Regions from separate parts of the Mus musculus genome. Here regions 1, 2 and 4 are each linked to region 3. A link is a loop called in an ENCODE intact Hi-C map of the cell type or tissue named here. Cell type or tissue: left cerebral cortex. All regions are shown on one strand. Links, peaks and the distances in the headings refer to the core of each region. The heading gives the core; the rest is flanking DNA.

Region 1 (5,618 bases), core at 232-5,231, 63 kb after region 3:
CTCCCGCCAGTTAGAATGAGAGTTACCAAAGGGGCACGTGAAGCGGACCATGTCGCAACGTGCCTGTAGTCCTGGGAAGGATCAGTCCAAGGCTAGCCTGAACTACCTGAGACCCAGTAAGTGTTGATAAAGAGTGTGGGGAGAGGGGGTCCTGCACATTGTGATGAGAATGTAAACTGGTGCAGTCACTAGGAAAAACAGTGACTTTTAAAGCTTTTAAGCTTTTAAAAGATTAAAGAACGACTGCTGGGTCAAGGTGGCACACACCTTTAGTCCCAGCACTCAGAGGCAGAGGTAGGCGGATCTCTGAGTTTGAGGCCAGCAAGCTCCTGGATAGCCAGAACTACATTATCAATACCCTGTCTCAACAAAACAAAACAAGCAAATTATGGTATGAACCAGCATTCTCACTATTGGATATACTATTATATATAATATATAATATGTATTAATCTTATGCTTTTAATATATTCAGAGTTTTAATACATTTTTTTGAAGTTCTGAAGTCAACATGGAAAAAACTTAAAGTTTACTAAAAATTTGCAATATTTCGAATATAAAGGGCTAGGTGTGCTTGGTGGCACATGCCTTTACTTCCAGTATTTGGGAGCTAGGGGAAGGTGGATCTCTGAGTCTGAGGCCAGCTTCATCTATGTAGTGAGTTCTGGGACAGCCATAGTTACGTAGTGAAACCCTGTCTCAATTAGTAAAGTACTTATTGTATAAGAATAAGGGCCAGAGTTTGAGGAGCAGAACCCACATAAAAAAGCTGGGCCTTTTTATTCCCAGCTGGAGAGAGTTCAGCTGTTAAGAGCACTTCCTACTCTTTTAGAGGCTCCTGGGTACAATAGGGAACTAACTGATTCTTAGTTCACTTCCTTGTTAGCTTTAGCCACTGCCCTGGCTCACAGGCCTTTTTCTAGATCTTATAGCATGGGAAGATCCTGGCTCCAGGAGAACATTTGCATTCCAATTCAATTTTATTTTGGTTCAATTAAGTATGTTTGGAACCCACACTATGAGCAGGCACCAGGCCAGGTTCCTTGGGTGGGAAAACTGGGGTTCTGAAATTGAATGGCAGTAATAATTCTGGAGTTTGCTACTTCACGTGGGTCTTGAGGAGCCTCATTTTTCTTATCAGTAAAATTTGGGTTGATTGATTATATCCCTGTGAGATTATGGGGAAAATTCAGTGAGCTAAAAGGTGCCTGGCATAGAGTAGGCAGGAAATTAGTTCTTTTGCTGTGCTCCTGGAGCTAGTTGTGTATACCACATTTACATGACAAAGATGAGGCAGATGTGTGTGTGTGTGTGTGTGTGTGTGTGTGCATGTGGGAGGACAGCAGACCCTTTATCCTTCAGCGAGGGTCCAGGACGCCTGAGTCCTCATAGTTTCAAACTCTTACCTATACACTACCTTTGAATAAATCAGGTCGGCATAAATCAACAATATTTGTTATAATAAAACTTCCTCAAAATATTTTGGTTTTGCTCTTTTAGTGGTGGTGGTTGTTTTGAGATAAAGCCTCACCATATAGTCCAAGCTGGCCTAAAACTCCAGCCCTCTTGCTTCTGCCTTCAAAGTGCTGGAAGTCACACACACACACACACACACACACACACACACACGCACACGCACACGCACACCACATTCCTGCCCCGATTTTCAAAAGCTCTTGTCCTCGCACTTGCAGTGCTGCTCTGAGATGACGCGGACCTAGTGGTGGCATGAACAAGGTACTTACTCTGGTACTCGTGGTGCAGATATTTTGCAGTTTGAGGTATAGCAACAAAACTATTTATTTTAATTTAATTTATTTTTCTTCTTCATTGTTTCACAAATCCTTTTTTGTTTGTTTGTTTTTCAAGACAAGGTTTCTTTTGTATCCCTGGCTGTCTTGGAACTCAATCTATAAACCAGGCTGGCCGTAACTTACAGAGATCCACCTGCCTCTGCCTCGGAGCGCTGGGATTAAAGGCCTGTGCCACCACCACTTGACAACACATAAAATCGTTCTTGCTGAAGATCTTAGCAGTCTTAGCCTATGGTTTTTTTTCCTTTTCTTATTAAGTCAAAAACTATCACTTAAAGGAAGCATATTATGGAGCCCTGCTGCTCTTGCACTTGGGACCATTGGTAAGTAAATGACAGTTGCCTGAACAAAAGTGCTCTGTTACTAGAACAGTTTTTGGTAATTTAGACTCCAAGTGATAGCAGGTGGGTAACAGATGCAGCATAGATTTGCTGAACAAGGGATGATTCAAGTCTACCCAAGGCTGAGCAGGACCAAGAGAAATCTCATATTACTCAGAATGCACTGATTAAAAGCTTAAGAATTGTGGAGACTGGAGAGATGGCTCAGAGGTTAAGAGTACTGACTGCTTCCAGGGGTCCTGAGTTCAATTCCCAGCAACCACATGGTGGCTCATGGCCATCTATAATGAGGTCTGGTGCCCTCTTCTGGCCATGCAGGCATACATGCAGGCAGAATGCTGCATCCATAATAAATAAATAAATAAATAAATAAATATTTAAAAAAAAAAAAACCTTAAGAATTGCAGGCGGTGGTGGTGTATGCTTTTAATCCCAGCACCTGTGAGGCAGAAGCAGGCTGTGAGTTCTAAGACAGCCAGGGCTACACAGAGAAACCCTGTCTCAAAACAAAACAAAACAACAAAAACCCGTGGGTACTGGAGACATGGCTCAGCAGTTCAGTGTGTGTATTGCTTTTGCAGAGGATCTGAGATCTGTTCCTATCCCCCATCTCTGGCAGCTTACAACCACCTGTAATTCCAGCCTCTGCGTGATAGTGATCAGAGGCAAAGCATCTTCAGGGAATTTCACACATGTGCACATGCTCACAAATGCCTACTGCTCCCTTGTAGGAATAGATCCCACCATGACAGCTTCTGGGGAAACTTGGCTAGCTATCTCAGAGTTTCATTGCTGTGAAGAGACACCATGATCATGGCAACTCTTATAAAGGAAAACATTTCATTGGGGCTGGCTTACAGTTTCAGAGGTTTAATGGTCCATTATCATCACAGCGGGAAGCATGGCAGTATGCAGGCAGACATGGTGTTGAAGGCACCAAGAGCTATACATCTTGATTCTAAGATCATAGAAGGAGACTGGATTCCACACTAGGTGGAGCTTGTCCATAGGAGACTTCAAAACCCACCAGCACAGTGACACTTCCTCCAACAAAGTCACACTACTCCAAAAAGTCACACCTCCTAGTAACAGTGCCACTCACTGTGGCCAAGCATTCAAGCATGTAAGTCTACAGGGGCCATTCCTGTTCAAGCCACAGCACTAGCCCTAGGTTTGGTTTGGTTTGGTTTGGTTTGGTTTTGTCGAGACAGGCTTTTTCTGTGTAGTCCAGGTTGGCTTGGAACTCACTCTGTAGACCAGGCTGGGCTCAAATTCACAGAGATCTGCCTGCTTCTGCCTCCCTAGCACTAGGATTAAAGGCATGCACTACCATGGCCCAGCTAGGTCTAGTCTTACTAAACTTATTTATTTAAGTAGCAGGGTTTTGCTCTAGAGTTATCCTCCCCCAACCCCCGTGCATGTGTGTGTGGATATGTAAGATAGAGACTGAGAAAGACTGGAAGACGGAGACTTACTGTGTAGCCTAGAACCTCACTGTGTGACCAGGCTGACCTAGAACTTACAGAGATTGCCTCTGCATTCCCAAGTACTGGGACAAGCATGCCTCTGCCTCCAGTTTCTTTCTTTCTTTCTTTCTTTCTTTCTTTCTTTCTTTCTTTTTTTTTTTTTTTTGTGGGAAAGGGACATTTCAAGACAGGGTCTCACTCACTATGTAACTCTGACTGTCCTGTCCTGGAACTAACTCTGTAGACCAGGCTGGCCTCTAACTCACAGAGATCCACCTGCCTCTGCCTCCCAAGTTCTGGGATTAAAGGCCTGCACCACTACACCATGCCTCCAGTTTCTTAATCCTTCTTCCTCCAGAGCCTCCTGAGTGCTGGGGTAGACAGGTGTGCACTACCATATCTGACTTACTTTGTTGTTTTATTTTCATACATGATCTGTAGCTAAGTGGACAGAAACATTTCAGGTTGAGAGTCATTTTTCTTTGACAAGTTTGAAGTTATGCTTTGTACTTTTGTAGTGTCTCAAACTGCTGCGAAATCCAAAACCTTTCTGATTTGTGACTGTTCTGCCCCGTCAGTCCATCTTGGTATTGGTGTGTTTATGATACTCCCAACCAGCCCTTCTCTGTCTACCCTGGGAATTCCTTGAATTATTATTAATTTTTCCTCTTTATTTTCACCACTCTCTGAAACTCATATCATTTAGCTTTTTGATCTCTAACTGACCCTCTCATCGTATCCCCTCCCTGACTTATGTGCTGTTTCTTTGTCTTTTTGCTTCAGTTTCTAGATTTCCTTTCACCTTAGCACCCCAACCCTTCTATTGATGTTTTTGTTTGTTTCCAACATACTTTTAATTTCCTAGCGCCTTTTCCCCTGAGTAGTTCTTTAAGAACACATGTATAATGTTCCATTGTTTTTGGGATATGGTCTTATTTCCCTGAGGATTTTAACGATATGATTTTTCTTCTCCCTGCATATTCTACTGCCTCTAAATTGCTTTTTTTCCCCCCTGCAACATTCTTTCTGTCTTCTTTGAATAAATCAGCCCAATGATTTTGGCTTGCCTAGATGTTTTAGGAGTGGGAGATTCAAAAGCTGCCTGAGTCCAAAGTGAATGGGATTCAATTTGGTCTTATTCTAGGTTAGGTGATGAGGTGGGCTGTTTGAGGGGTCTTACATCCAGAAATCTTTCCCCCCCCTCATGCTCTAGGTATTTTAGGAATGGTGTGCAGGAAGGGGCAAAATGCAGAGTCACTTATCTCCAATTCCTTGCCCCACTTTTGCAAGATCTTTAGTCTTCCAGTATGCCTTGTGCCCTATCCGGCTCAGAGGTTTCTTCCTGCTCTACCTCTCCAGAACGTGAGCTCTGTTCTTCTGGGGGTGATTAGGAGGATGCAGTTGTCAAACTGTTCAGCTTACACTCCACCCATTGTTTCAAAGCATCTGCTTCTTCCCTGGCCAACATGGAGTCTGAGGTGGAGGTGGGGATATAGTCAGCCTTTGAGGCTGTGAGATCGATTAAGCTGACCTACATTCTGTCTTTCTTGGTCATGTTACAGTTGTCACATCTCCTGTTATATCCATCCTTGGATGGTCTATAACTTTAACAAAATCTGCTAGTTACAGTGTATAAGCTCGGCACTCAGGAGGGGTGGGGTGGGGAGGAGGATCTCAAAATGAGACCATCGTGAACTACACAGTACATTTTTGTCTCTAAAAAACAGCAGCAACAACAAAAGACTCCACCTTATTTCTTGAAGTTATGGTAGGACTTCTGGAGGAAGAAACACTGGGACACATAACTCAGACCCATAATAGTAGTCATACAACAGGAAAGGGTGTTCCAGATGGGGACCATCTAGAGGGAAAGGAGATGATGATTAAAACATAGGGCAGAGGCAGGTGGGCAGCTGTACAGGGTCCAGGAAGTGGAAGGATGATGGAGACAGGCTGGGAAGCAGGTTGGTCATTATGAGCTCAGCCTAGAACTTCCA
Region 2 (5,618 bases), core at 417-5,416, 50 kb after region 3:
GTCCTCTTAGGCCATTTTAGATAGTAGGCAGCCCTTGGAGGACCTTCCCTGCAGCTTGCCCTGAGCAGGGAATGGTGCTGCCAGGACCCCCTAGGCTGGGTAACTGTCAACCCAGGTCACCTAAGTACCAAACAGATCTCTCCTTTAGGGTTGAAAGTGCCAGGAGATTTCCAGACCTTTCCTTTCTAACGGCAACCAGGGCAGTGGATATACAATTTAAAGATTGGTGTCCTGAACCAAAGTTTGAGGCAAAGCCCAGTGACAGTAGACAGCAGCTTCTTTCACTGTACACCAGAATTAGGGTGCCCTGGACTGGCCTAGTCTTCCTTGGAGCTTAGTTCTAGAATCCCATACTTTTTTTCTTAGCTTATCAATTCCTTTATTTTAGGTAGGAAAAGGAGAAGGCTCCCCCCCCCCCCCAGAAGCTTATGCTGATTTGCAGAGCTCCTTCTCCTAAGCAGAGCTTTTCCACATACATTCCTGAGGGGACTATGAGTTTTCCAGTAATGGTTTACTGGAAGTTACAAAGGGCTAAGTCCACCGTACACTTTCTGTGGTTCCATCTTATTCTCCCATTGGGTTTATTTCCATAACTATTTACCCAGTTGGAATGGACAGGAGAGCCAGGAAAGAGAACCTGCCCCTGCACAAAGGGCATTTTTTTTTTTGTTTTGTTTTTTTGCCAAGTCCTGCCAACAGTAGTGTGTGTTCCAGCAGACCCTGGGGCTAAAGAAATGCGAGTTGCTGAGCTTGTTTACTGGGGATGAGGGGGCAGAAGGACAGGACGGGGACTGTGGAGAGCTTTGAGGGAGTTCGAGTCAGGGTAGAGAGTACTTAGCTTGAAGAGCAGGAAGATTCGAGCAATTGCTGGCGCCTGGACTAAGAGAGGAGACAGAACCAAAGTGGGGCCTTGGGCTGGAACCAGGCATCACCCACCAGTGCATGCTTGTCAGAGCTGGGATTGCTGCCCGGATACCCTCTCTCCTCCTTTTAGCACGAGACTTTGGGATGTGTAGTGGGAACCTTGGAGCCTGGCATCCTGCCTCCTGAGATCCCTGGCCCATTTCCCCAGAGTTCCTCTGAGGGAAGGCCACCAGCATAGCCCTTTGTGGGTGGGGCTGCATCACTCCACACCCTTAGTTTCTGTGTAGCTGCCTGGCATGGAGTGCTGTACTATAGACCTGGCTTTGGGTACTGCTCTGTAGCTGAAGGAGTAAGTCTCAGATACCTGCTGGGAACACAGTAGGGAAAAGAAGGCCCTGACATCTCCTGTCATCAAAGAAGCCAGCAGAAGGCCAGAGCCTGTGCAGTTAATGCTGTGATCATACTGTGGAGGAAAAGCACAGCGCTCAGGAGCACGCCCCAAGCCCATGGGGGCCTCTAGGGGATCCTCCCTCCCCTGTAGCTATCTGTCTCCTGCAGCTGGCAGCTTCTGACTGGCAGTTTGGCAGGATACTTGAACCTTAGGCACATTTCAAACTCAGAATTGTCTCTCCCTGTCATCAAGTGGAGAGTGAAAGAGGAGCGGGAGCAGCCCCCTGCTGCCCTGCTAGGCTCATGATTGGTGCTGTCTGATGATCTGGTGAGCCTCTTCTCATTAGCCCAGCCTAGGGTTTTGCAGGCATTACCTTTAACCAGCTCTGGTATGGGTGGCAGAATTGGCCCCTAGGGGACAGAGCATGTTTAGAGTTGAATTCAGTGCTTCAGCAGAGGTTACCAATCTGGGAGTCATCTGGGTTTGTTCTCAATTCATACTGCCTGATCCTAGCCTCTCAGTAAAGGCTTTCTTTGCTCTCCTTTTTTGGTACCTCACCTCTGGGCCTCACTGAGGGGCTGGCCCAGTAAGGTGCTACACTCAACGTATCCTGTAGCCAATAGGAGGGAGTGTGAAGACCCAGGGACTCACTGTTTACTGTTTCCAAGGTGGCTTGATCGCCCCAGAGATGGGAAACAGGAAGTGTTTAGACTTCTAATTCCTCACCCATTTTTTGAGGACAAACCTTTCAAACCCATGATTGTGATTATATTTTTAGAAGTACCACTGTTTGCTCAAGAGTGGCTTCTGGCCCCGGCCACACCTCAAGGAACACTTTGGAGTTCCTTCCTCCAAATGCTCACAGTTCCCATCTTGTGCCCTTTTGGCACACATTAACCCTTTGGGATGCTCTTGAGTTGTATCCCTGGGCAAGGATAGCCAGCTGTCCCATGTAATTATTTTGGTCTATGTCTAAGCCCAGTCCCAGGAGGCAGTTGTGACATTTCCTATATGGACCTGTGTCACTGGGCTATCAGAATGGTACTAGCAGAGTAATACTTAATGGTTCAAGTCCTTCATGTATACAGATCACACACACACACACACACACACACACATACACACACACAAAGTTTGTCTGGGACCACACACATCTAAGGGGTACCCTGCCCAGGGGCTGCCCATTGTGCCTTCTAGTTCTGCTTAGCAGCTCTGGGCCTGGACCAGAAGAGAGGATAAGGGCCTATTGTTTGTCCCTGGGCCCTGAATGGCACTTTGTTTTCCTTCTTCAGCTCTAGCCAAGTGGCTTTACTGTGGCTGTGGGCGCTGGTGTTACAGTCTCATCGAAAATAAAAAATCCATTCCCAGCAGCCCTCATGCTGCTTGCTGTTTGTTATGGGGGTACAGTGCTTTGAGAGCCAGCGAGGGGTCTTATGTTTGTGACTTCTGAGTAGGGCCCATTTTAGGGTCAAAAAAGGCACCTTCCCTATGAAGTGCCTGGAGCTTACTTGGGTCTAGGTGAGAGAAGTATCTTCAGGAAGGGGATGGTGGGTCCTGGGGCAAAGGCAGGAGATGTGGGTTGTGCTTCCCTTCCCTCGCTGTCCTCCCACCCTCTCTCCCTAGCCATCCACTCTCTATACTGGTCCTCTAGTTGGAGGTCAAAGGAAGGGAAAGGTGGTGCAAGGCCGGGGAGTAGGAATTGTGTTGTTGGGTTTGGCAATGAGGAAGGAGCCTGTTCAGCCAGCTCTGTATTTGGAGGCCACCCGTCCTGCAGACACAGGTCAGCTCCCACCTGTCTGGGAGAGTCACATCTGCTCATGGCTCTTCATAAGTCACACAGCAGGCGTGGCTGTTTGCTTTATTATCCCACTGCCTTCAATCTGGGAGGGCGTGCTGTCCTCACCCAGCGGTTCTTAGAGGGCTCCCCAGGCACTTGCAGGTCCTTAAACCCAGTCCAAGGTAGTCTTCAGAGCAGAACAATTTTCCTAACAGTACTAACAGATTACTTTTCTTTTCACCAATGATGTTAACTTAGGGCTAAATTAGAGACAAAACTGGCAACATCTTTCCAGGAATGAGCACCATCCCAGGCCCTTGCCCTCCACTTCATTTAACGCTGACCTTAATGAAGCAGATTTATTTACTCAACACTAATGTGCTGTGCTTGGGCACATGTTCTTACCGTTCTGTGTGATGAAGTGGGAACTAAGCACTTTACTTACCAGCTGTGGGGGTTGTAGGAAAAGCTCTTGCTCAGTTGTATGAGTTGCATGTTGAACTTGATGGGTTTTCAGAATGCACTGATGTGAAACTGTGGTCAAGACTATAGATACACAGATTTGAGTGCTTTCTGAACTCCACCCCCCCCCCCAAAAAAAATGAACATTGATGAATCTGTTGCTTCAAAGTAAATAGCTAACAATTCATATAGCCTTGGTGAAATTAGAGCTTGAAAGAACAAATTAGAGTTTGTCCTGGGCTGGGTACTTTTAAAATACTGAAAGGCCTTTCCAACAACATTGACCTTGGTGATGATATTATACCGGTGGTGTTTTATTAATTCATTTCAGTCTGTGCCATGCTCCTCTCCAGAAGAACACTGTAATGCAAGGAGCCAGTATTTTCCAGATGACCAGCACAGGAGATTACAAAATCATGTTGGTCAAAAAACCCATTTATACATTGAGAAAGGCCAGTGAATTTTAAAGTCACAGAGTAGGAAAAGTTCATGAGGTTTGAGATTTCCTGTCACAGAGAACTGCTTGTCTATTGAGTTCGGATATAATGTCAAGGGGAGTAGCCCCAGTCATCTAGAGGTTATTAAAATATTTTCTTCCTTTTGCAACTACATGTCTGAGCAAGTCTCAGTCTTCCTCATGATTAACATCACAGTAGATTAAACCATAAGAACATATGTGATAGGTGCTGAGGATTGAACCCTGGTACACCGGGCGCACGCCTTTAATCCTAGCACTCGGGAGGCAGAGGCAGGCAGATTTCTGAGTTCGAGGCCAGCCTGGTCTACAGAGTGAGTTCCAGGACAGCCAGGGCTACACAGAGAAACCCTGTCTCGAAAAACCAAAACAACAAACAAACAAACAAAAAAAGGATTGAACCCTGGACTTCATACAAGTTAAGTAGGTGTCCAGTCTTCATTAAAAAGTTGCTAACTTAAAAAAAAAAACAAAAAATGAATTTGGGTAAATTTTTTGTAGTGTTGGAGGTATAACCCAGGACCTCATGCATGCTTCATGAGTGCTATAACACAGAACTAAACTGAAGCCCTAACATTTTTTTTTAAATACAGCTTTACTGATATGTATTCATATAAAATGTACTGTGTGTACATCCGTGCTTGTGTGTGTTATGTATAGTGTTCTGATATTGGTTGTTTTCCATCTTATTTTGGGGGTGGTTTTTTTTTGTTTTTTGTTTTTGTTTTTGTTTTTTGTTTTTAGAGACAGGGTTTCTCTGAATAGCCCTGGCTGTCCTGGAACTCACTCTGTAGACCAGGCTGGCCTTGAACTCAGAAATCCGCCTGCCTCTGCCACCCGAGTGCTGGAATTAAAGGCGTGCGCCACCACGCCTGGCTTCTATCTTATTTTTGAGACAAGATCTCTGATCTTAGGCTGTACCAATGTGCTAGACTGGCTGCTAGGAAGACTCAGGGATCCTGCCATTTCTGCTTCCCTAGGGCTGGTTACAGATGCACTCTGCTTCATACAGCTTCTCCATATGTGCGTGACAAGAGTTGACTCAGGTCTTTTCTCTGCAATCATCACTTTACTGACTTGTTTTTGAGACTGGGTTAGAATTAGGGTTGACCGGGGAATGTGCATTTAGTCTTAGCTGTCTGTTTTTGAGACAAGGCCTCACTCTGCATAGCAAACTGACCTGGAGCTTACTATGAAGCTCAGGCACTTTCCCTGCCCCAACCTCCTGAGCTGTGGGCTTATAGGCATGAGTTACCTCCACAGCCCCAACCCCACCCGCTTCTGACACAAGACTCATTATGTAGGTCCGGCTGATCTTGAACTCAAGAGCTCAAGTGGTCACCCTGTCTCGATCTTCCAAGCTGCAGGGACTTTAGGCACATACCACTGTGACTGGCTAGAATTTTTCTTCTACCCTTTGTTTTGAGACTTGAACTTGCCTCCCCTCATCTCTGTATTCTAAAATGCTGTTATTACAGGCCTAACTGGCAAAATTCATCCCTTTAACAGTGTGTAATTCAGTAGTTTGAAATTCAATGGTTTTTTTAGTACATTTACAAGGTTGAATAACCATCTTCACTATCTAATTCTAGAATATTCCCATCACCCTACAAGGAGACCTTGTGCCCATTAGCAGTTGCAGTTCCTCC
Region 3 (5,618 bases), core at 325-5,324:
GTGAGCAAGGGGTTAGAAGACAAAAACCATATCACTCTCCACAAAGTGGAAGTCACAAAGAAGGCCTTGTAGAAGCCCCTGAGATGCTGGGTACATTTCCCTCCCTTCCTGTCCTGGGTCCTTATCCTATGTATCACAGCCCAACTCCTGGCCAAACCTGCCTAAGGCCAGGGTCTGCCCTTTTGTCTGGTCTCACCTTCTGTTGAAATTTCCTAGGATTCTAGCCAAGTTCCCCAAGATTTCAATTATCAGTAAAAAAAAAAAAAAAAAAAAAAAAATCAATAAAAAAATTTCTGAACTCCACCCCAGACTTCCTGACACATAATCTTTAAGAGTGGGTGTGAGCCCAGAAATCAGGTTGGTTTTGTTTTTAGCGTACCAGGAAGTTTATCACTACAGAAGCCTGGGAAATACTTCAGAGGCCTCTCAGTGTGGAGGCAGACCCATCTGGCGAGTTTCCTAAACCAGAGTGGAAATGCAGGGCCCTCAGTCCCCTCAGTCCCCAGGGATAGGCTTGGGTGGCTTGGGAGGCTACAGCTGTTTCTGACTTCCAGTGACACGTATAAGGCAGAGCTTCCTACCCAAGACCTTGCCATGAGTGGTACTGAGCCCAGGCTGAGAAGCAGTTTCCAACCCTGCTAAAGCTTCTCACCCCAGCTTTAGGTCAGGCAGCTTGGTCACTGGGCCGACGGGGCCTGGAATGGGAGCCATCCCCAACCCTGCCAGGAAAAGTCATCACAGACACGAAAGCCTGGGCAGACCTGGGCTCCATAAAGTAGGTGCTACAGCTGCTGCTCAGAGCCTACAGTTCCCTGCTCACAACTGTCCCCTCACTCTGTGCTGCTCAGAGCCTACAGTTCCCTGCTCACAACTGTCCCCTCACTCTGTGCTGCTCAGAGCCTATAGTTCCCTGCTCACTACTGTCCCCTCACTCTGTGCTGCTCAGAGCCTACAGTTCCCTGCTCACAACTGTCCTCTCACTCTTTGGTTCTGCCTCCATCAGTTTCTTTGTTCATGTCTGAGTCATTTGGGGTGGGTGTAGAAGTCATGTGTACCTTCAGGCAACCTCATGTCCTCTGCTCAGAACTCAGTGCTTACAGGAACCAAGAAGGATCAAGTCACACCATCTCACTCAAAGACCATGGCCAGCCAAACCTTTCTGAAGGACGCCATGCTCCATGTCTTACACCTACATAGTAGAGGAAAGTTAACTATAGACAGGACGTGGGAAATCACAGGTATTCCTGTACTCGAAGAGTAAACAGGATCAATAGTTGACAGACTCATTTCCTGTAATCTCTTCTCATGTGGAAAGCCAGTTAGAGAGGTAGAGGCCTTTGCCCAAGGTCACATAGTTTAAACTCTTTTTCTGACTTAACTCCAACTCCAGGTGAACTGACACACCTCTGCCCTTATACACAGACATGCCCATAGATAAATAATGATATATATATATTTTTTTTTGAAACAAGTTCTTATGTAGCCCAGGCAGGCCTAAAACTCCTGCTCCTCAGTTGAGTGTGGTGGCATATGCCTTTAATCCAGCACTCAGGAGACAGAGGCACTTGAATCTAGAAGTTCCAGGCCAGCCTGAATTGCACAGTGAGTTCCAGGCCAGGCAAGACATAGGAAGACTTTGTTGTCTCAAACAAGCAAAATTCAACCAACCAAAAAAACCCAACCCACATCTTGATCCTCCAGCCAAGTGCTGGGATTAGAGTTTTGTGGCGTTATGCCTGGCTTTTTTTGTGTGTCATTGTTGTTAGGCATATGAAGTCTTTGATACAATGGCTGACACTAGGTCTTGTTCACCACTCTTCCTAGTATAACACCAAACACATACTTAGTGTTTAAAAGTAATATATGAATCTGGAAAATTGGAATATAAATCCATCTGTATTAGATTCATGCAAGGTAGGGGTTCTGACAGATAAAGGGGGGACCAGAAGTTGGAATTGCCTTTTTTTTCTCTCTTTAAAAAAGAGAGAGAGAGAGAGAGAAGCCATACTGCAGAGGCCCACCTTGAACTTGAAATCCTCCTACCTCACTCAGTCTTCTAAATACTAGTGTGACATACCTGTGCCACTTTGCCCAGCAGCCCCCTGGCAAGATCTACACAGTAGAGTCGGAGTTAGTAAGCAATTATTGTTTAACGCGATGTTCTCATAATTCCTGATTGTCCTGTCAGGAAATGGTCTATTTTTCTCTTCTTGGCCTGATCAATGATGATGGACTAAGTTTATTTACTGTCTGGTCTCCTATCACTGGAAGGCAGGACTTTGGAGTTGCTTGGGTGACTTTCATTAGCTACACTGAACCTTCTAGAAAGAAAACCTTTAAGGTTCCGAGCGGCCCAGCTTTGCCGATCAGGAACCTGAGCTCAGAGACGTGAAGCTGCTGCTCCAAGGTCACACAGAGGCGGGCTCCTGACCACCACCTCCATACACGCAGCTTCTACAGGACGCAGACACAGACCCCAGGTGGTACCGGCGCTCTCTGCTTCCTCGTGTCCTTAGCTAACGCTTCTCCTGCGACCTCTTCTGTATCTGCTAAAGAGTACGTGCGTCTGGCAGCGCTGTTCCAACCCCCGTGCATCTGTTATGGTTGCGGTTTTAAGAGACACGTGCTACCCGAGTGAATGAATTGCACGTCCCCACCCCCGCCGTCAGCCAATCAGGATGAGCTTCCAGCCGGACCACTTCCGCCTATTGCGGGCCCTGGCCGCGCCAGACGGCCCACGTGAGGCTTTCAAGAAAAGAGAGTAGGCGGCGGCGCGTAGGGGGTGGGCTCTTCCCGCCTCTTCACCAATCACAAGGTCTTCTGGGGACGCGAGGGGCGGAGTCGACGTGAGGCGCCAAGGCTTAAACGCGAGGGGTAGGTGGGTGCAGGGAGGAGTCCTGAAAGGGGGAGCGGTGAATGATAGGGCCAGTCATCCAATCTTTGGAGGGGTTGGGCTGTCTCCACCAATGGAAAGTCTTACGGGCGGAGCCAGGGCTGCAGCAAGTTTGGTTGCGCGGAGACCGCAGCTGTTCCCTGTCAGTGGAGGCAGGGGCCGTCAGAGGCGGCGGCCACGGCTAGAGGCGGCAGGGCGGAGGTGAGTGTCCGCGGCGCTCTGCACCTTACTCTTCCTGGTGCAAGTCGCTGCGGGTGGAAGTGCACCGGCACCGGCGCCGGGGACGCTTATGTAAGGGTGGCGCGCGCCAAGGCGACGTGGGTTCCGCGAGTGTCGGGGAGACGGCTGCCGGCATTGCACGACGCGGCGCGACAGGACGTGCACAGTCCCTCCCCCCAATCCCCTCGGGCACCCGGGAGGCACGGACCCGCCCCCCTCCTTTGCTCTGGGCTCCCAGGAGCCCCTGGCTGCCGGAGCATCCTTCAGGCGCAGGCAACTCGTTCCACCCCTCTGGCGGCCCACATTGGCCTTAATCCTGCTCTTGCGGGCCCATTTTCGAGATAGAGAAACTGACGCTTCAAGCCCTAAAGTGCTTCGCGCCAGCTTCCCGTGAGGGCTCGTACTCCAGTCTGTCAGAATGGGGCGCTCACAGTAGCCCCATCATACTGCATATGAAATCCATGCCGGGAGCGTTGAGAGAGACTTTTTCTTGTTCTTGATGTTTATACCACATCTTCAGGGGGAAGCTCCTAGGAGCCCCTGGGTTCCACTTTGGTTCAGGTGTGGAAGGGATTCTGAGCCTCCCAAGATTCAGTGATCCATCCGCCCAAAATCCCTCAGGAGTTGTGCCCGGACACTGCCCGTTATTTCTACAGCGTATACGAAGTCTGAAGTGCGTTTGGGAAGTGCCCTTCTGGGCAATCGCGAAGCCCTGGCTTTGAGGACTTGTGCGTGCAGATTCCTCCCAGAGTGACTGCCCTGTGTACTTTGAGGGAGTTGCTTTACCTTTGCAGGGCTCTTTTCTCCTGTCACAAGCTTTGGAATCAAATAAGATTTCTAGGTCTCTGGCAGGTTTGAAATTCTTAAAAATCTGAAGGTCTCTTCATTTTATGAAACGGGTCATCCAGGCTAATTACTCCCGATCTCCATCTGAGAAAACTGAAGTCCGAAGAGCCAGCTAGATAGACTCAGTCCCTAGATCACAGCTAGAGCCCCAGTCTTTGCCTTCCCCGTTGCTCCCTCACCCACTGCCTCCAGCAATCCTGGCTCCAGCCTCCTGCTTGTCACCCTTTCCCTGTATATGATGCAAATGCTCTGCTCCTGTTGGGGGTGGACATGCTGAGCCTTCCACCTGCTTACAGCTAAAGCTTGTTGTTTGACTATTCTTCACTGTTAACTCTCAAACTCTTCATTTTTGGAGACAAGATCTTGCAGTGTAGCCCAGGCTGCCTTTGAGCTCATGATCCCCCCCCTGTCCCCCCTGCCTGTCTCTCTCAAGTGCTGGGGTTACAACCACATGCCAACAGTTACATCTCTAAGTCTTTATTTATTTATTTTATTAATTTTTGTTTTTCTAGACAGGGTTTCTCTGTGTAGCCCTGGCTGTTCTAGAACTCACTCTGTAGACCAGGCTGGCCTCGAACTCAGATCCACTTGCCTCTGTCTCCTGAGTGCTAAGATTAAAGGCACTTGACACCCAACCCTAATGGCTACATACTACAAAACACTCCTGCACCTAAGGCTCTGGGAACATTGTAGAAGAGGGGATGGAAAGATTTTAAGAGCCAGAGGATCAGGGAGTTTGCTACAAGATTGTGTCTCCTTATAATTAATGTTAGAAGCTGTACCTATAAAATCTCACCAACATGGGTGTCTAAATGTGATTTGATCAAGAGTGACACCAATGGACATACTAAACTAAATGGGGATAGGGGGATCCACAAGGCTCCAACCCTGCACAGAGAATTATAGGTAGCTCAGGAAAGCTGGCAGTGGGAGAAGGAGTCGTCCCCAGGGAAGAGCACACCAATTGGTTTTTCAATGCTAAATGATCATCCCTGGAAACGTACATACAAGCAACATAATGTGGATGGAGGAGGCTATAGTTAGGAATATCTACCTATATCTATCATCCCTGGAAACATACATACAAGCAACATAATGTGGATGGAGGAGGCTATAGTTAGGAATATCTACCTATATCTAATCTATCTATATGAAAAAAGAGGCCTTGAATTTGAAGAAGTCTGGGAAGGGCATATGAAAAGGTTTGGAGGGAGGAAATGGGAGAAATGTAATTATAATCTCCAAGAATTAAAAAAAGAAAAAAACATTGCTTTTCCAAGAAGAAGAAGAAGAAGAAGAAGAAGAAGAAGAAGAAGAAGAAAGACATGTGCCACCATGCAGAGATTTTTTTTTAATTTTGTCTATTTTTTATGTATGTGAGTACACTGTCGTAGTCCTCAGGGCATCAGATGGTTGAGAGCCACCATGTGGCTGCTGGGAATTGAACTCAGGATCTCTGGAAGAGCAGTCAGTTCTTTTAACTGCTGAGCCATCTCTCCAGCCCATTTTTTTAAAGAAGAGTTTTTATGTAACTGAGGCTGACCTTCAGCTCTCATCCTTCTGCCTCTACTTCACAAGCTCTGGTATAGGTGCACACCCAGTTCCCTCCTGCTTTTCTCTTGCACTATCCCAAATGCTGTGTGCTGGGTGCATGTCCTCC
Region 4 (5,618 bases), core at 293-5,292, 110 kb after region 3:
GCTGGTTCAGATTCTAAAGTTCCCTCGCCTTCGGCAGCAGTTCTAGCAGAAGCAGCAATGTCCGAAGGCCCAGGACGGCCCCCCTCAGCACTGGTGTTCCCACCATGGGGCAAGGCCAGTACCCGGAGCTCCACTCGGGCTGTGGCCTCACCAGCAGGGTTGGTGGCAATGCAGGTATAGGCTCCTGCATCTCCAGCGCCCGTCACCCCAATCTCTAGGGTCCCATTGGGGAAAGCCCAGGCTCGAGAAGAGTTGCCAACCAGCCTGTCATCAGGGCCAACCCAGTGCATGGTAGGTACAGGGTCACCAAGGGCCCTGCACCGTAGGGTGGCCCGCTGGCCCTCTAGCACCCACAGGCGCTGTGTGTGCCGGGCAATCAGCGGAGGCTCACAGGAGAACTCTCCCTCAGGCACTGCCCAGAAGTAGCGGCCTGCCAGGGTTGGTGGAGAAGCGCAGGTTTCCAGGTCATCGGGCCGGGCCAGCCGCCGCAGCCACAGCAGCTCACAGTTGCAGTGCAGTGGGTTCCCGCTGAAACTCAGCACCAGGGGAGAAGGTGAGGCCTCAGCATCCCGGCCTCGGGAGAAGAGTGGATCAGGTGCCAGGGTGGCCAGGCGGTTGGAGGTGAGGTCAAGGCGGGAGAGCTGGCTGAGCTGAGCAAAGACACCTGGGGGTAGTGCATCGATGAGGTTATGGTCCAGGTTCAGGGTATGCAGGGCAGGCATGGAGCCTATGCCAGCCCAGGGAACCTGCCGGAGGTTGTTATAGGACACATCCAGGTCCTCGAGACTGTCAAGGAAGTCGTCGAAGGCCCCGGGGGCGATGCGGCCCAGTTGATTGCCACTGAGAATGAGATGCTGGAGGTTGACAGGCCCCCGTAGGCTGCTGCTGCCCAGCTCCACCAGCCTGTTGCCATCCAGGTGCAAGGAGCGCAGGCTCTCCAGGTCCCCAAAGGAGCGAGCCCCAATGCGGGTGATGGCATTTCGAGACAATGTTAGGTCCACCAGCCCTGTCATGTTGCGGAAGTCAGGTGGTCCCAGGGCCTGGATGAAGTTGTCGGCCAGGCGCAGTTCAACTGTGCGCCTGTCCACGTTGGGTGGCACAAACAGCAGGCCTCGGTGGGCACAAAGGGTGCTGAGTGACTCCGACAGGTTCTGGCACACACAGGGTAGCGGGCAAGCAGCGGCTCCACTGGCCAGCAGCAGCAATAGGAGCGGCGGGGCCATGGTGAGTGCCCTGTGGGAAAGGGCCGCAGCCCCAGGCACAGGTGGGGCTAGGGCACGTGCCCACTTGTGCCCAGGGCACAGTCCCAGGAACCAGTTTCCAGAGTCTGAACTGGGGAAGGTTTGGGTAAGAGGCTCACAGAGGACCCCAGGGAGAAAAGATGGCTGGGGCTGCAGACTAGGGCCCCCCAGAGTAAAGGTCACATTTCCCAAGCAGTTGAAGGGAGTCCAGGTACTGGGAACAAGGTGAGGCCTGAGGCAGGAAGTGGAGGAGGGCCAAGAGCAGGGAGGGTCCGGGAACTTCCTTCTGGCATCCTCTGGAATGGCCAGCCCCCTCCCCCCTCCCTGCCTTCCTCTTCGTGGCTGAGGATGGCGTCCCCCAAATCCCTGGCGTGGACTGTGGCTCCTCCCCGGGCGGGCCTCCCTCTGAGCCCTGTCGGGGCGGGGGAGGGGGGGCTCACCTGGTGTCCGTCGCTCAGGGGGCGCGGGCTGGCCTCCCCGCGGACCCAGCCGGCCCCTGCCGACTCCAGGCCGCTCTCTCGCGGGGGCGAGGCCGGGCCCGCCAGCCGCGCGCCCTCCGGCCCATGGCGCTCGGGCCCTCGGCCCCGGCTCTCTCGGCTCCCGGCACCTTTTCTCCGCGCCGTTCGCGGTGGCGGCGGCGGCGACAGGCAGGCGGGTGCGCGCTGGCGGACGCGCGCGCCGCGAACACGCACGTGGAAGGTGGACCGGGAGGGGCACAGGGATCCACCCGGGCCCCAGCCGGGCTCGGGAGGTCACGGGGACACGCGGCCACTGCAGCGCCCACGGGTGGCGCCCAGTCACGCCCGAGGCCCAGCCAAACCCTCCGCTCTGCCCCACGGCGCTGCCGCAGCGCACTCACCCTGGCACGGACGCGCGCGCCCTCGGCCACCCTGGCGCCCAAGCATCCTGCAACCGCTCAGGCGGGCGCCGCGGCTCTGCAGACAACCAGACAAAGCGCCAGCTCTAGGCCTCTTTACCATCTCCCAGAGACGGGTCTTTGTCACATGTCTCTGGGCACCCTCCCCAACACGCCCACATATGCCCACACACCCACACGTCCCCGCACCCACGGGCAGGGCCGGGTGCAAACCCGCACTGTTACTGGGACCCCCGCGTTCGCAGACACACACTGAAGGTCACAACCGTTCTGCATCACCGCGTCACGTGAAGAATCCCCCACAGGCCCGGGCCCTTTGGGGGGGGGGGTGCGGGCTGGGGTGGCGCCCCCAACAGGGCTTCTGCGGGTGGGGCCTGAGGGCTTGGCCAGGGGACTGGCGTCGTGCCCCGCCCCACCGCGCCCCTCCCTTCTCTGCTCGGTCTCCCTCCCGCCCTGCCGGGCGCTCCCCAGCCAACCGGCCTCCGCCTCCGGCTGGATTGGTCTGTGCTGCGCGGTTTCCCAGCAGGCTGGCTGTGGCACGCTGTTTGAAGCTGTGCGTCAGTGGTCCTCTCCGTGTCATAGCTCCGCCTTCCCTCTTCCAGAGGGGCCGCCTCCTCGGGAGTGTAGTCCGAACGGTCTAAAATGTGAGGTGGACTCAGAACCAAGTTGGGTATCGTGTTTGTCTCCCAGGAGTGCTTTCACTTAGTTGGGACAGGAAGTTACCACCTCCTGCGGGGCATCTTCTCGTCCCAGGCTACCTGGACCCCATCTTGCTCTTCCCCTCCCTCCATACCTGACTCTAAGGAGTGCGTGGGTGGCAGGAACTAGGGGAGAAAGAGATTGGATTTTAGTCCTGCCTGGTACAGCTGCCCAGCCTTGAGCAAGTTACTTAACTACAGAAGCGCTTTTCTCATGGAGACCCAGGGCTGTTAATTGCCTGTACCATTCACACCTAAGGAAACCCTGCAGCTTGAGGGGCCTAAGTCCTTGCAGCTGGAAGCCAATGCTTGGTTTGTTGCTGGGACACCCCAGCTGTTGCAAAAATAATTTGGATCTTTGGTCATCTGTGATATGAGGTGGTGGCAAGTACTTCTTTTTCTTTCTCTAGAGTTTCCATTCACTCCAAATATACACGTATTCTAGTATCTGCCATGTGGTAGCCTGTTGTGGGAGCCAGGTGGTTCCTGGCCCCATTCCTACTGCCAGGGAGCTTCCCAGCAGAGGCAATGGTGGGAGGTCCAGTAGTCGCAAAGGGGAGGAATTTGCGTGGTGGCTGGGGACTTCGAGGGTCCTTCTCACCCTTATGCAGTTCTTCAGATGGCTTTACAGTTAAGTGCCATGCTTTGGTCCCTTTTAGGGGAGGGTGCATGGGCAAGTTTCCAGGAGACGAGCAGATGCAAGGCCCACACACCCACACAGATAGCTGGGTCCTGCTTTGTAATCATTAATGACTTCCTATCAGAAGCTGGTGGGCAAGGGTGACTGTGTAGAGGCAGCTTGGGGGAAATGTGTGGATTGAGCAGAAGAGATTAAGAGTACAGGATTGGTCATGAGACAGGGGTCCAGCATGCCCAGCCACACAGGAAAAGATGGGTAGGCAGGGTAGAGGGCAAGGTATCCATCTGGCAGATAGGCTGGGAGCATGGGATGCAGGGCTTGCTGAGCTCCATGGGGAGTGCAGATGTACTAGAGATGGTTCCACTTGGCTCCAGAGACAGAGACTGTCATAGGAGCAGCAGGTCCTGATCAGGATATCCTAAGGACAATAGCATGTGAGAAGTGGAAGGGTAGAAGAAGAGGTCAGGAAAGAGTGTCTAGGTGGGAGCTGTTAGCAAGAAGATGGGAGGATGCCTTTGGAATTAGCAGGAGGTGGCCTCGTGAAAATTGCTTCAAGAAGCGTGGTTGGCAGGGGTTAAAGGGTGGTGTGTGCTGCTCCCGGAGCTAGGTTCTAGGCCTTGGGAGGTGTTAGATCTTAGTGTGTGGACTGAATCACAAGGGGATGGCATTGGCATATGTTCTGGGGTGAGTAAAGGCGGAGGGTGTGCGTCTAGCCCCTGGCAACTCCAGGGATTGCCGGAATGCTGGTGAGGTGGGGGAAGCCTCAGCGCTCCAGAGGAGCACCCGAGTCTCCCATTCCCTCCCTTAAGCTGCCCAGTGACCCCTCCGCCTCTGTCTTGCAGACCAACATCCCCTTCCTGCAGAATGTTCTCAACAACCAGCAGTTCCTGGCAGGCACAGTGGACACCCAGTTCATCGATGAGAACCCTGAGCTGTTCCAGCTTCGGCCTGCACAGAACCGGGCCCAGAAGTTGCTACATTACCTCGGTCTGCCTGCGCTGCCCTTCTCTTTCCTGCTGACTTTTTCTTATCTCCCACCCTGTACCCCTGCCCTTGTTAAGGTCCTGCACCCTCCTTTCTGTCCACATGTCCCTTATTAGGTTTCCACTGCCTAGACCCAAGAGGCCCAGGTGTCCTGGAGAAAGCCTCCTTCCCAGAACCCACTACTCACACTGCTGCCCTGGACTCCTCTGAGCAGCCCTGACCCAGTGCCCACTTTCTCCCCAGGACATGTCATGGTGAATGGCCCTACCACTCCAATCCCTGTCAATGTGAGCCCCAGTCCTGTGGATCCTGCTGTTCCTGTGGTGCCCATAGGTAGGTTGAGGTCCATTTTTAACATCGCAAAGGGACAGTGGGAGGTGGCTGCCGTAAGATAGGCGTTGATGTTCTTGTCTACCCTAGGCCCACCTCCAGCTGGTTTCAGGGACATCCTTCTGCGAGAAGGGCCAGAGGGCTTTGCCCGAGCTGTGCGGAATCACCAGGGGCTGCTGTTGATGGACACAACCTTCCGGGATGCCCACCAGTCACTACTGGCCACTAGAGTGCGCACACATGATCTCAAAAAGATTGCGCCCTATGTTGCCCACAACTTCAACAAGCTCTTCAGCATGGAGAACTGGGGAGGCGCCACGTTCGACGTTGCCATGCGCTTCCTGTACGAGTGCCCCTGGCGGCGGCTCCAGGAGCTCCGGGAGCTTATCCCGAACATCCCGTTCCAGATGCTACTGAGGGGGGCCAATGCTGTGGGCTACACCAACTACCCTGACAACGTGGTCTTCAAGTAAGCCTGGGTCTGCCGAGACCACAGCAGTGGGCTCCAGAGAGTCTTTGGCTGTATCCTCTGGGGACCAAACAGAATTTCAGAGGCAGAGCCGTCAGGGCTTCTGGGTCTCTGTGGCAGCAAACACTGAGAGAGAGGACTTGTCCCAGGAGTCACAGCACGGAACTGGGGTTGAAACTGGGCCTGAGGGCTCTCTGCTCAAGTGTTCTCCTCAGCTACCCTTCCTTGCTAAGAATCTTACTGTCCTCCAGGCTCAGCCAGGCTGGATGGCTCTGCCAGTGCCAGTCACTTGGTCCAGGCTGTCCTGGAAAAGGCCTTGTTCACAGTTTGAAATACCCACTCCCCTGCCAAGCCAGACTTCATTCCCTAGGGGCCAGGA

The links. Peaks named below come from ENCODE experiments on the same cell type or tissue, not always from the same donor. Only the 100,000 strongest peaks of a DNase experiment are listed, where the experiment ranks them.
Region 1: it touches region 3 in a loop (1.9-fold over the local background); 4 of 42 quality-filtered maps call a loop at or near these places.
Region 2: a loop joins it to region 3, with 1.8 times the contacts of the local background. A loop is called at or near these places in 4 of 42 quality-filtered maps.
Region 4: a loop joins it to region 3, with 7 times the contacts of the local background. A loop is called at or near these places in 6 of 42 quality-filtered maps.

What each region holds. Positions count from the first base shown.
Region 1 is chr19:4,570,989-4,576,606 of GRCm38, forward strand. It overlaps a transcript of Pcx not described here. Among named protein-coding and RNA genes, the nearest start is that of Pcx, 21 kb to the right of the region's middle. In left cerebral cortex, for the core only: a CTCF peak has its summit at 2,459 (motif pointing left); no DNase peak of the experiment used is centred there.
Region 2 is chr19:4,557,328-4,562,945 of GRCm38, forward strand. It overlaps a transcript of Pcx not described here. Among named protein-coding and RNA genes, the nearest start is that of Pcx, 34 kb to the right of the region's middle. In left cerebral cortex, for the core only: no CTCF peak of the experiment used is centred there; DNase peaks (open chromatin) are centred at 1,009 and 2,495; H3K27ac peaks cover 2,279 bases.
Region 3 is chr19:4,507,488-4,513,105 of GRCm38, forward strand. It overlaps a transcript of Pcx not described here. Among named protein-coding and RNA genes, the nearest start is that of 2010003K11Rik, 12 kb to the left of the region's middle. In left cerebral cortex, for the core only: no CTCF peak of the experiment used is centred there; a DNase peak (open chromatin) is centred at 2,807; H3K4me3 peaks cover 1,850 bases; H3K27ac peaks cover 771 bases.
Region 4 is chr19:4,613,282-4,618,899 of GRCm38, forward strand. Pcx (pyruvate carboxylase) reads left to right here. Exons shown (of 20, transcript NM_008797.3): 11 at 4,299-4,443; 12 at 4,684-4,773; 13 at 4,861-5,239. It overlaps Lrfn4 (leucine rich repeat and fibronectin type III domain containing 4), which reads right to left and starts at 2,386. Exons shown (of 3, transcript NM_153388.4): 1 at 1,682-2,386; 2 at 1-1,233. The coding sequence starts at 1,223. In left cerebral cortex, for the core only: CTCF peaks have their summits at 2,476 (motif pointing left) and 5,128; DNase peaks (open chromatin) are centred at 809, 1,116, 1,637, 1,948 and 3 more places; H3K4me3 peaks cover 2,256 bases; H3K27ac peaks cover 2,047 bases.